2 separate regions of the Homo sapiens genome follow, and region 2 is linked to region 1. The links are chromatin loops, found by intact Hi-C in ENCODE. Cell type or tissue: heart left ventricle. All regions are shown on one strand. Each heading gives the region's core, and the rest is flanking DNA. Links, peaks and the distances in the headings are about the cores only. Region 1 has its middle 160 kb from the start of CRAT37. Region 2 overlaps LOC107984778 (a long non-coding RNA gene).

Region 1 (5,381 bases), core at 297-5,296:
AATCACAGTCTCTCTCCTAAATAAAATGGCCAAGTAGATGGGTGGCTATATTTATTTGCTGAGCCAATTTGCCTTCTATGTTGATACGGTTAGGCTTTGTGTTTCCACCCAAATCTCATCTTGAGTTGTAATCCCTATAATCCTCACAATCCCCAGGTGTCAAGGGAGAGACCAGGTGAAGGTAATTATATCATGGGGGTGGTGTCCCCCATGCTGTTCTCATGATAGTGAGTTTTTAAGAGATCCGATGGTTTTATAAGCATCTGGCATTTCCCTTGCTGGCTGTTCTCCTTCCTACCACCTTGTGAAGGAGGTACTTGCTTCGTCTTCACCCTCAGCCATGATTTTAAGTTTCCCGAGGCCTCCCCAGCCATGCTGAACTGTGAGTCAATTAAACCTCTTTCCTTTAGAAATCACCCAGTGTTGAGCAGGTCTTTATAGGAGTATGAAAACAGACTAATACATATATTTTCTTTCAAGGCCACCCTGAGTAAGCGCTAACATTGCATCAGCTAATTTTGGCAATTGCCAAAACGTCATGTAGAGCCATCCAAAAAACAGGTTTGAATTTTTTTCCTCCTTCGTCACTCGGAATATGGAGCAATCTGTGAAGACACAGGTGTGGGCTGAGGCGGGGCAGTCCATGTGCTAATACCTTCTCCTCCTATGCAGCCCATAGCACCCAGCTTCCCATATTAAAGGATTTAATGTAATTTGTATCCATGTCTACGTTCATGTTTTATATATTGCCTATACATACATAAATCTTGTATGCATTGCATATCTTATCTAAGATATTTCAAGCATTTTGAGGGCTGAGACCTTTCCCACCATTCTTAACTACTCTGTCTTCGGTATCTAATACAGTACCTGGATTGTAGTAGTAGAGATGTTACACTTCACAAATAAAAATACAGGACACCCTCCAGCACTTTGGGAGGCCGAGGTGGGCGGATCACGAGGTCAGGAGATCGAGACCATCTTGGCTAACATGGTGAAACCCCGTCTCTACTAAAAATACAAAAAAAATTAGCCGGGAGTGGTGGCGGGTACCTGTAGTCCCAGCTACTTGGGAGGCTGAGGCAGGAGAATGGCGTGAACCCAGGAGGCGGAGCTTGCAGTGAGCCAAGATAGCACCACTGCAGTCCAGCCTGGGCGAAAGGGCGAGACTCCATCTCAAAAAAAAAAAAAAAAAAAAAAATACAGGACACCCAGTTATATTTGAATTTCAGACAAACAATAAATAATTTTTAGTAAAGGTATATCCCATGCAATATTTTGGGACATATTTATACTAAAAAATTTGCTGTTCATCTGAAATTCAAACTTAATTTGGTATCCTGTATTTTATCAGTAACCCTGAGAGTAGGTTCTCAATAAGTATTTGTTGCATTCATAAATAAATAAATAAAAGAAATCATGGATTTATTTAGCGCTTATTCTATCCTTCCCAATTCATTGAACCTTTCCACAGCTATGTAATAGTTTGAAGTACTAATCCCTTCTCTCTGTGGCTGCTAGTAATGGCCACCTTTGCCTCATTGGGAAATTGTCCAAGTTGAGTCAAAGATCATAAAATGTAGAAGTTCAGGTGTAAGATGGGAAAGCTGGAGAAGAATAGTTGCTAAACCATTTTCTCTTTTGTTAAGCCTAATGTGGGCAAAAAGAGAAGGGAGTCAGTTATTCCTAAAAAGATAGTGGTTATTTTTCTTCTTGGTAGAATTTTGGGTTCAGGGGAACAGCAGAATCCCCAGATATATTAGAGACCCCAGAATAGACATATCTTTGTCTTGTTTTCTGCTCAGTTCCCCAGGAGACTGAATTAGTCAGCTATTGCTGCATAACAAATAGCTACAAAAATCATTTGGCATATAGCACTAGGCATTTATTTTTGCTCACAGGTTTGCAGGCTGGTTATAGCAGATCTATTTCAGGCTGCGAATCTTCCCCATGTGTCCCATTTAGGGGCCCAGGTTAGAGAGGCAGTGACTCCGGCAGATGTCGGAAACTTCCAGAATGGTGATCAGAAACTCACCATGCGCCTTCAGGCCTAAACTCAGGACTCAGACACTGTCACTTCTGCTCACATGCTATTGGCAAAAAAACAACAGGGCCAAGCTCAACATTAAGGGGCAAGGAGATAATTTCCTCATCTAAAGGTAGAGAAGGAAAGGGGTAGAAATGTGTTGAATAATAGTTGAATCCGGCAAACACTACGAGACAGTTGCATTACATGTTGAAGCAGAAGAGCCTGAGGCAGCCTCACTGAGACCTTGAATCCTCTCCTTGGAGAGAGGGAACAGAAAAACTATTTTCCCCTGTTGCCTAGAATGATGTGCAAACCATGTAGCTCGATGTCTGAAATATTGCAAGTGCTTATAAATATCTGCTTTGTCTTGGCAGCTCTGCCATAGGCTCTGGTTTTATTCATCATCTACCTGGATAATATGCATTGAAATGATAGTCACCACTTATTGAAGGGTTAGATTGTGCCATTTATGTCTCAGTGAGTACTCCTAACATCCTATAAAACAGATATTATTATTAATCCTATTTTGCGTATTAGAAGACTGAGGGTGGAGAAGTTGAGTAAGTAGCCTAGGAACCCTGGTAAGGGACAGAAAAGTCCCTGTCAGAACCCACGTGGGTCTGGCACAAAGCCTAAGGCTTTCCACGGCTCTGCACTGCGGTGTGTGAACCCAGGATTCCTCTCTTTGAGAGTTGTTCTCTTCTGTCTTCCTCCAGAGGCTGCAGAGAGCTCTCAGAATTCAGCTTCCAGCCACAGCTATGCAAAAACCAGAAGCAACCTTTACAGGGTAATTAAGCAGCTTTCCCATTAAGGGTTCACTAAAGGAAACTTGGTCTTGCAGCCAAGACCAATGGAGTCTAGAAAATGTCTCTTCCACAAGGTTTTGAGAAGGCGCAGCTTGCCTGCCTCCAAGCAGCCCCTGGGGAGTCCCACTGAAGGAGAGGAAGACGGGGCTGTCATTGGCACTGCGTGCTGGCAGGCAAGAAGAGTAGGGCTGGCGGGCTCCAGCAGCGGCCTTGAAGTTTGACTACCTCCAGTAACACTCTATTTATCAGGCTCCTGGCTCTGCGAATAGCCTTGTCAGCTGCTGCTGAGTCAGGGTGGGTATTTAATTAAAATCACTGTGGTGCTGTAGGAATGAGAGATTGGGAAGATAGCCAATCTCTGCAACCCTTCTCTTCACTGGTTCTTCCCTGCAGAGCCCCACTGCCAGGCCCGGGGCCTGTGACACCCCACTCTGTTTTCTCTCACCCAGCAAACAGCACAATCAGCTCTTGCGAAAGGCCTGCCCCACCTGGAGCCTTCAGCTTTGGCAGTGTGGCCACTGGAGCTTTTTAAAGCTGTGCACATGAATGCCAGAGATGCCACTTCTGTTTTCTTTAACAAATCATCGCGTAGAAGCCAGTGGCAGTGGTTTGCAGTAGAGCTATGATGTTACCAGATTGCCTCATGGACAAAACTCTGCTTCTGAGGGGTTGAAACACACGAGGGACAGTAGTAAACGGAGAACCAAAGTACCCTTTAGTTATGATTGTTAGCTGGGATTGTGGCCCAAACACCGCTGATGAGTTCTCTGGGAATCTAGGGAAGACCAGGTGGGCAAGGGCAATGTGAAAGGGCCCTTCTCTCTTTCTAAGCCCAAATCAAGTATTTGGGATTTGATGATCATCTTGCTATAGGCCTCAATGTACAGCACACGGAAGCGTGCGTTAGCCTGTGTGCCCAGGAGGAGGGAGAGGGAGAGGGCTGGTGAGGAGTGTTAAGGCCACGGGGCCTGCTCTGGCCAACTGGACTAACTGAATGAGTGCAACATGGAGGAGAGCAGCACCCCCCAGGGCCTCGGAGTATAACGTACTGGACACATGGACCTGCAGAGCCGTCAACACTTCCTGCCAGATACAGGCCCGAGACAAGGGCAGGGGTGGGGAAAGGCAGGCAGCTCCAGTGCCATCCCTGACTGTGGACCCAAACCTGCTGTGCTTCCGGCACCTGGCTGGCCCCAAATGTTTAAACAGGAATCATGGACAACACCTGCCTTCAAACAACTGATTTTCTGTGAAGGGTGACAGATGTTTTACCAAGTCATGGTAACAGTGAAAAGCCTCACTGCTCTTTGGAGATTTCCCTGGCCCCCTCCTCTCTTCATCCCCTTAGCTGAGGGAGTCATGGAGGCAGCCTTTCTGTGCCTTAATTTTCTCACCTGAAAAGTGGGCATATTATTCCAACCTCGAAGGTAACTATGAGGATCAAACTGAAGTTATTTAACTTCTACACCACTGACTTCAGACTCAAGTGTGGCAGCCTCAGCTTTACTGCTGTTCATCCATCTATCTCCATTGTGAGCCTTTTTCTTAATATGTCCTTCCCAAGTGACAGAATTAGTTGTCCCATCATTTCAATTGGTTGGGGGAAAAAAATCCCAGTATTTTTGGTTAGGAAGCCAGAGGGTTAACATATTTCATCTGTTTAATGTCTGATTAAGACATTGATAGTGTATCTCTATCTGCTTTCTTATCCATCATCCTGGGGAAAAATGTCTCAGCAGCGTTATGAACTTAGCTTACCCTATTTATTCAGAACTGAAATAAGTAAATAAACTAGCAAATTTGGAACTAAACCACTAGTCCAATTCACAGCAATTGCCCTGGACACCCTGTGTTTAGACATATTGATGTTTTGTATAAGTCTTAACTGATTCATCTCTTAAGCAAAATTACAAATAAATACCACTTACAAAGCTTAAAATGTGCAATTGCTTTCAGTTACTCCATGCTGGAGAGAACAGTGAGCCGTGAGAGTTCCTAGGAGAAAATTAACTGCTCTTGAAAAGAAGAAAACTCCAAGTGTGCCACTTTGTACACAATCTATAATCTTTGGCTCCACAGTGTTAAGGCTTTTAATTTCTAGTTGAGCAGCAATGAAGACAAGAGCAATTAGCAATCCACTTTTCATTGTCTTTGTCTTTAAAGTTCAGCGGAAGGCCCAGCAATTGAGGAGTGCTATTCTGATTTCAGAAACACAATTGCCGTGAAGGACAGCGCTTGAGCAGAGGCTTGAAAGTGCTTTATTCTTGAGCCTTTTTTATGCCTTGAAGTTTAATAGAAGTAAAAGGTGTGGGTCAGAGCGTAAGATGCTGAAAGGCATGAATCATTCATTTACCTTCAGGCATTCAGCTGTGGCCAAGCTGTCCATCAGCAGGGAGACTCCAGGTCACCAAGGCCAACATTCTTGTGCATCTAGTCCTGTGTTTGAAATGTGGGTACATTTTTACAAGTGACTCGCATTTTATACCGGCAGGACAGGAAGGGCCATCAGGACACCTGTCTGCTTTGCCATTTCCTTGCTGGGTCAC
Region 2 (5,381 bases), core at 151-5,150, 220 kb after region 1:
TATGTCCTTCTTTATGAGACAACAGTTACTTCTCAGCCATTATTACTCCAGCAAGAGATAGAGGACCAATGTTATAAAACAAGACTATCCAGCTAAACTAGTGAGCATCGCAGGAATATACTAGGATACAAAATTTACCATCTTTAATGTCCCTCCTCTGTATTGAATTCCTTAGATTAAAATGGAGAATAGGTATCTTTAAAAAGAAAAGAAACTGTGTAACCTAAGTTTACATTTTTCTCTATGAGAAAAGTGTTTGCTAGGGAACTAAAACTATCTCAGCGTGGGTAAAATATTATGGTATGAGCTTCCCATTAACAGGAATTTTATCTTATCTATTCTAGTATTCCCACTACCTAATTTAGTGGTGTTCCATAAATTATCATGAGTAAAAGGGTATCAGTAATGGAAAAATTCAGTGCCAGTTGGCTCTAGACACACTTTAAGAATTGCTACCAAATAACTGGGATATTGCAAGTAGGAATACAAATTGCTATTTCAGTTTCAAACAGGCTATCTCTGGGGGATGAGAAAATGTCATAATGAGTAGCAGCAGAACATCCCAGCAGGGTTCCAAAATGCTGAGATTTCAACCCATGAGCACCAATGCCAATATTAATAAAGTCACCTATATGAGAAAATTTCTTCTCTGTTTTGAAAGATCATATTCAAAGCTGAATAAAAAGCCAAAATCAGAGGACAAATGAACCAGTTTTCAATCCTAAGAAACATGAATTTTCAAGTAAAGTAAATTAACTCAAACATGAATTTTCAAGTAAAGTACATAGATTAGCTCAATAGTACAGTTTTGTCATAAAATATATTAGTTCTACAAAGAAATAGCCTGGCCAAACCACATTCCAGCTGTATAGGTGTTCTGGTTATTTACATATCATCTCTCTAACCCATACCCAGCTTCTCTATTCTCCTCTACGAGGCTGGGTATGTGCAAACTCCATTTCTGAGACTCTCCCGCCTGCTTACTTCCCGGTCGATTCTATCAACAGGAGGCACTGGCAAGAGATAAGAAGACTGGAAAAAGAGATTTCTGCTTCTGACTCTGACAGAAGGGTAGTTGCTGGAGATTGCTAAAGCGGTTTCATCTGGCTCATTCCGGATTTCTGGAATTGGCAGCCTGAGCCAATTCCAGACATAGCTGCAGCGGTACCTCATTGGTGGGTTCAGGACTGACTTCTCCAGTGTCCTTCTCCTCTGAGTATCACCTTCGCCTGCTTTTACCCTCCAGCCCTCCGATTTCTTTGTCACCAGCTTCCTGACTCTTCATGGAGCCAGTGGCTATCTGACCTTTCTGAGTTGCAGTTTCCTCAGTTCTGAAACTGGGTTAATTAATACACAGGGATAAGAGGAAATGAAATTAAGACTTACAGAAATCCTCTGCACTAGAAAGGTGGTAGTAATCCCCTATGTAATTCAAGTTTTAAAAAATAATAATAAATGTAAAAAATCCATAAAATTCTGATTTTTAACAGAACTACTATTTTAATGCTAATTTTTAAATATCAAAAAAATATACATATTGGTGCCCTTGTTTTGCTATTATCTTAATTACATACTTTGTCTACCTATTGTGTACCAACCTCTTATAGCATCCACTTTATAGGGTAGTTTGGGGGCCTGGTAATAAAGTACATAAAGCTCCTAGGACAGTGCCTATCCTGTAATAAGCACTAAATACCTGGCAGCAATCATTATTTTTGTGTAGATGATTTTAACAGCTAATCATATTTTCTCTGATACTTCCTTCACTTTCTAATATCACTGTTTGTACAACAGCTCAGATTATACCATCATTATACCTCTTCACAGCTGAGGTCTCTACCTCAAGCAGAGATCTCTACCTCAAGTAGAGATTATACAGGTAATAGCAGAAATCTCTCTTGATTCATTAAAATGTGTTACAAGCCATAAACAGGAAACACTCTTCCTAACAAAATATATATAGCCTATTTAAGCTTAAGGGGAAATTAACATTTATTGTTGCCTATTATATGTCAGGTAGTTTGCTAGGTACCTTCATCTGGATGATCTCATTTAGTCTTGTTAAACTAACTAGTCAGAAGAATATTTGCTTTATTAATTGCATGAACATAAACAAAGATAATGGGTACTGTCTATTTTAATTAACAGGTGACTAAGTATTATATTAGGAAGAGACTCACTCACGTAGCAAAGATTTACTGCATGCTTACTGAGTGCCAGAAACCAAGGATACAGAGATTAAAATAAAAAGCCACAACGGAACTGACTCTTCCCCACCCCAGCTGCTTGAATAGTGGCTGCCAAAGGCTCACAGGTGGCTTCAGCGAAGGGAAGCAGCCTCATCCAGAAAAGCCTGTGAGGTCATGCCTTCCTCCACAGCCAGCCCAGGCCAATGACATATGTGGCACAAAAAGCTCAGCCCCTTGCCTTAAGGTGGGGCAAGTCTACAGTGTTATTTACATTTCAGAGCACCCCAAGAAATCACAGTGAAGTTAGACTCCAGTGCAGCCACAACATCTTTGCTTAGCTTCTTCCTCTAGCCTGTCCCGCTTTCCTCCTTCCCTTCCAGGTTCTCCCTGAGAGCACTCCTTCAATGACTCACTCAACAAGAATCCTCATTCCAGGCTCTGCTTCTAGGGAGCCTGGCCTCATCTGTCTTCAAGAAGCTTTCTGCCTAGTAGAGAACCATACCTGCAAACATACAAACAAAATGTAAATCATAGTGTGAAGTCATGAATGTGAATGTACAAAACACGGTAAGTGCACAGAAGAAGAAGCATGGCAGAATCAGCACTCAACTCCGTGCCCATGGTACATGGGTAAAAGCAAGATTAAATATCCATCCCAAATTCAAGTACAGTAAGGCATAGATTCTACAGCAGAGGTCAGCAAATTTTTTCTTAATGAACATATAGTAAGTTTTCTAGGCTTTTCAGGAGCATAGGAGAAATTCTGTGTATTTTGTAAGTACTTATAAAACCATTTCAAATGTGACCTCAGGCAGCTGACTCGACTTCACCTGTAGGCATATCTAGAATAGTGTTTCTCAAACATTAATATGCATAGTAACCACCAGATGATGTTGTGAAAATAGATTCTCATCTGGTAGGTCTAGGGTGGGGTCTGAGAATCTGTATTTCTTTTTTTTTTTTTTTTTTTTGAGAAGGAGTCTCGTTCTGTCACCCAGGCTGGAGTGCAGTGGAGCGATCTCGGCTCACTGCAAGCTCCACCTCCCGGGTTCATGCCATTCTCCTGCCTCAGCCTCCTGAGTAGGTGGGACTACAGGCGCCCGCCACAATGCCCGGCTAATTTTTTGTATTTTTAGTAGAGACGGGGTTTCACTGTGTTAGCCAGGATGGTCTCGATCTCCTGACCTCATGATCCACCCACCTTGGCCTCTCAAAGTGCTGGGATTTCTAATAAGCTCCTAGGTGATGTTGATGCTGTTGGTCCAAGGTCCACACATCGAGAAACAAGTCTCTAGAGAGATAAGTATGGTAAAAGGAGAAATCCTAAAAGAAAAACAATTGAGCAAAGCTGCAGGAGTTTTAGGAGCAGAGGAAGCAATAGCAAGGGCTCTAGGCTGAGGTCAGAGGGAGTGCCAAGTAATTTAATTAATGGACATTTATTGACCATCAACTCACTTCAAATCATGGCTCTAAGTGCCACAAGGAAAGAGGCCAAGCTTTCACAACCTTGAGCATACTTTGTTAAAGAATCAGCTAGAAGACAGAGTAGCAGAGGAGGAAGACCTGTGTAGTCCACTGTGGCAGAGAGAGCCAATCGTCCAGCAGAAACCTGATGCTTCAAGGGCTCAGATACACACGAATAGAGGATCTCAACAAATAGATGCTTTATCTGCCCAGCAACCGCCTGTCCAACTTCAGATTGCCATAACCCTTGCCACTGATCTATGTAGCCAAGGCTATTTCTTTTAAAACAACTACGTAATCGTCCTCATTTTTTCCTTTAAAAAACCTGTGTCTTCTTGTAATCCCAGCACTTTGGGAGGCCAAGGTGGGCCGATAATGAGGTCAGGAATTCAAGACCATCCTGGCCAACATAGTGAAACCCCATCTCTACTAAAAATTAAAAAAAAAAAAATAGCCAGGTGTGGTGGTGGGTGCCTGTAATCCTGGCTACTTGGGAGGCTGAGGCAGGAGAATCACTTGAACCTGGGAGGTGGAGGTAGCATTGAGCCGAGACTGCACCATTGCACACCAGCCCGGGTGACAGTGCAAAGACAGACTCCATCTCAAAAAACAAACAAACAAACAAAAACACCTGTGTCTTCTTTTATCTCTCCGAATACACACATAGTTTACTATGGCGTGTGTATTTCCATTGCAATGCTCTATTTCCAAATAAACATCATTTTCTTTAAAAAAAAAAAAAAAAAAAAGATATTTCAGAGGCAGGCAAACCAAAGCACACAGATTTAAATTCCACTTTCAAATCTTGATTAGCTCTTTGGCCTAATATGTGTCATCTAACTACCCTGCTATGGTTTGAATGTTTGTGTCCCTCCAAAACTCACGGTAGAACTTAAACCTCAAGGTGGTGGTATTAAGATATAGGGCCTTTGGAAAGTGATTGCACTGTAAGGGTTCCACCCTCATACATGGGATTAGTGTCCTTATAAAAGGGCTTGAGGGAGTGAGTTTGCGCCTTCCATCCTTACACCATGTGAGGACACAGCAAGAGGTAAAATCTGTGAAGCAGAGAGCCAGCCTTCACCAGACACCAAATCTGCTAGTGCCTTGATCTTGGACTTCTAGCCTCCTGAACTGTGAAAAATAGGTTTCTACTCTTTATAAGTTACTCGGTCTAAGATATTTTTTTACAGCAATATAAATGGACTGAGACATATTCTGAACCTCAGATTACCATGCTGAACATGCAGGTATCAACTTCAGCAAGGCATTATGAAGGTTAAATGGGATAGGATGTATAGAGGCAGCTGGCACATAATAGTTGAATGAAGATCCAACACTTTTTCTTCCCTTGGTAAAGACATTGGCATAGTCACTTGCTTGTGAAATGTGCAAATATGGAACCAGTGGTTTTAAGAGAGGACTGCACAATTCCTATGAATATATAAGCTCTCTCTGGAAGAATACCCAATAAGTTGAAAACACTGATGGCATTGAGACAGGTTAATGAATGAGTAGAGAACAAGGATGAGAGAAAAACTTTTGTGTATCTTGATTCTTTTTGATGTACATATTTTGCTCATTAAAAAATGGAATTACAGGGCCAGGCCACGATGGCTCGTGCCTGTAGTCCCAGCACTTTGGGAGGCCAAGGCAGGCGGATCACCTGAGGGCAGTCGTTTGAGACCAGCCTGGCCAACATGGGGAAACCCCATCTCTAATAAAAAT

Evidence for each region. A loop is a pair of places that touch in the nucleus more often than their neighbours do. Peaks named below come from ENCODE experiments on the same cell type or tissue, not always from the same donor. Only the 100,000 strongest peaks of a DNase experiment are listed, where the experiment ranks them.
Region 2: it touches region 1 in a loop (3-fold over the local background); 1 of 110 quality-filtered maps calls a loop at or near these places.

What each region holds. Positions count from the first base shown.
Region 1 is chr15:91,625,511-91,630,891 of GRCh38, reverse strand. No RefSeq gene overlaps it. Among named protein-coding and RNA genes, the nearest start is that of CRAT37, 160 kb to the right of the region's middle. RefSeq lists an enhancer at 3,072-3,572. In heart left ventricle, for the core only: no CTCF peak of the experiment used is centred there; DNase peaks (open chromatin) are centred at 3,021 and 3,291; H3K27ac peaks cover 1,916 bases.
Region 2 is chr15:91,404,629-91,410,009 of GRCh38, reverse strand. It overlaps LOC107984778 (a long non-coding RNA gene), which reads left to right. Exons shown (of 5, transcript XR_007064763.1): 4 at 1,008-1,175. Among named protein-coding and RNA genes, the nearest start is that of CRAT37, 56 kb to the left of the region's middle. In heart left ventricle, for the core only: no CTCF peak of the experiment used is centred there; no DNase peak of the experiment used is centred there; H3K4me3 peaks cover 913 bases; H3K27ac peaks cover 2,765 bases.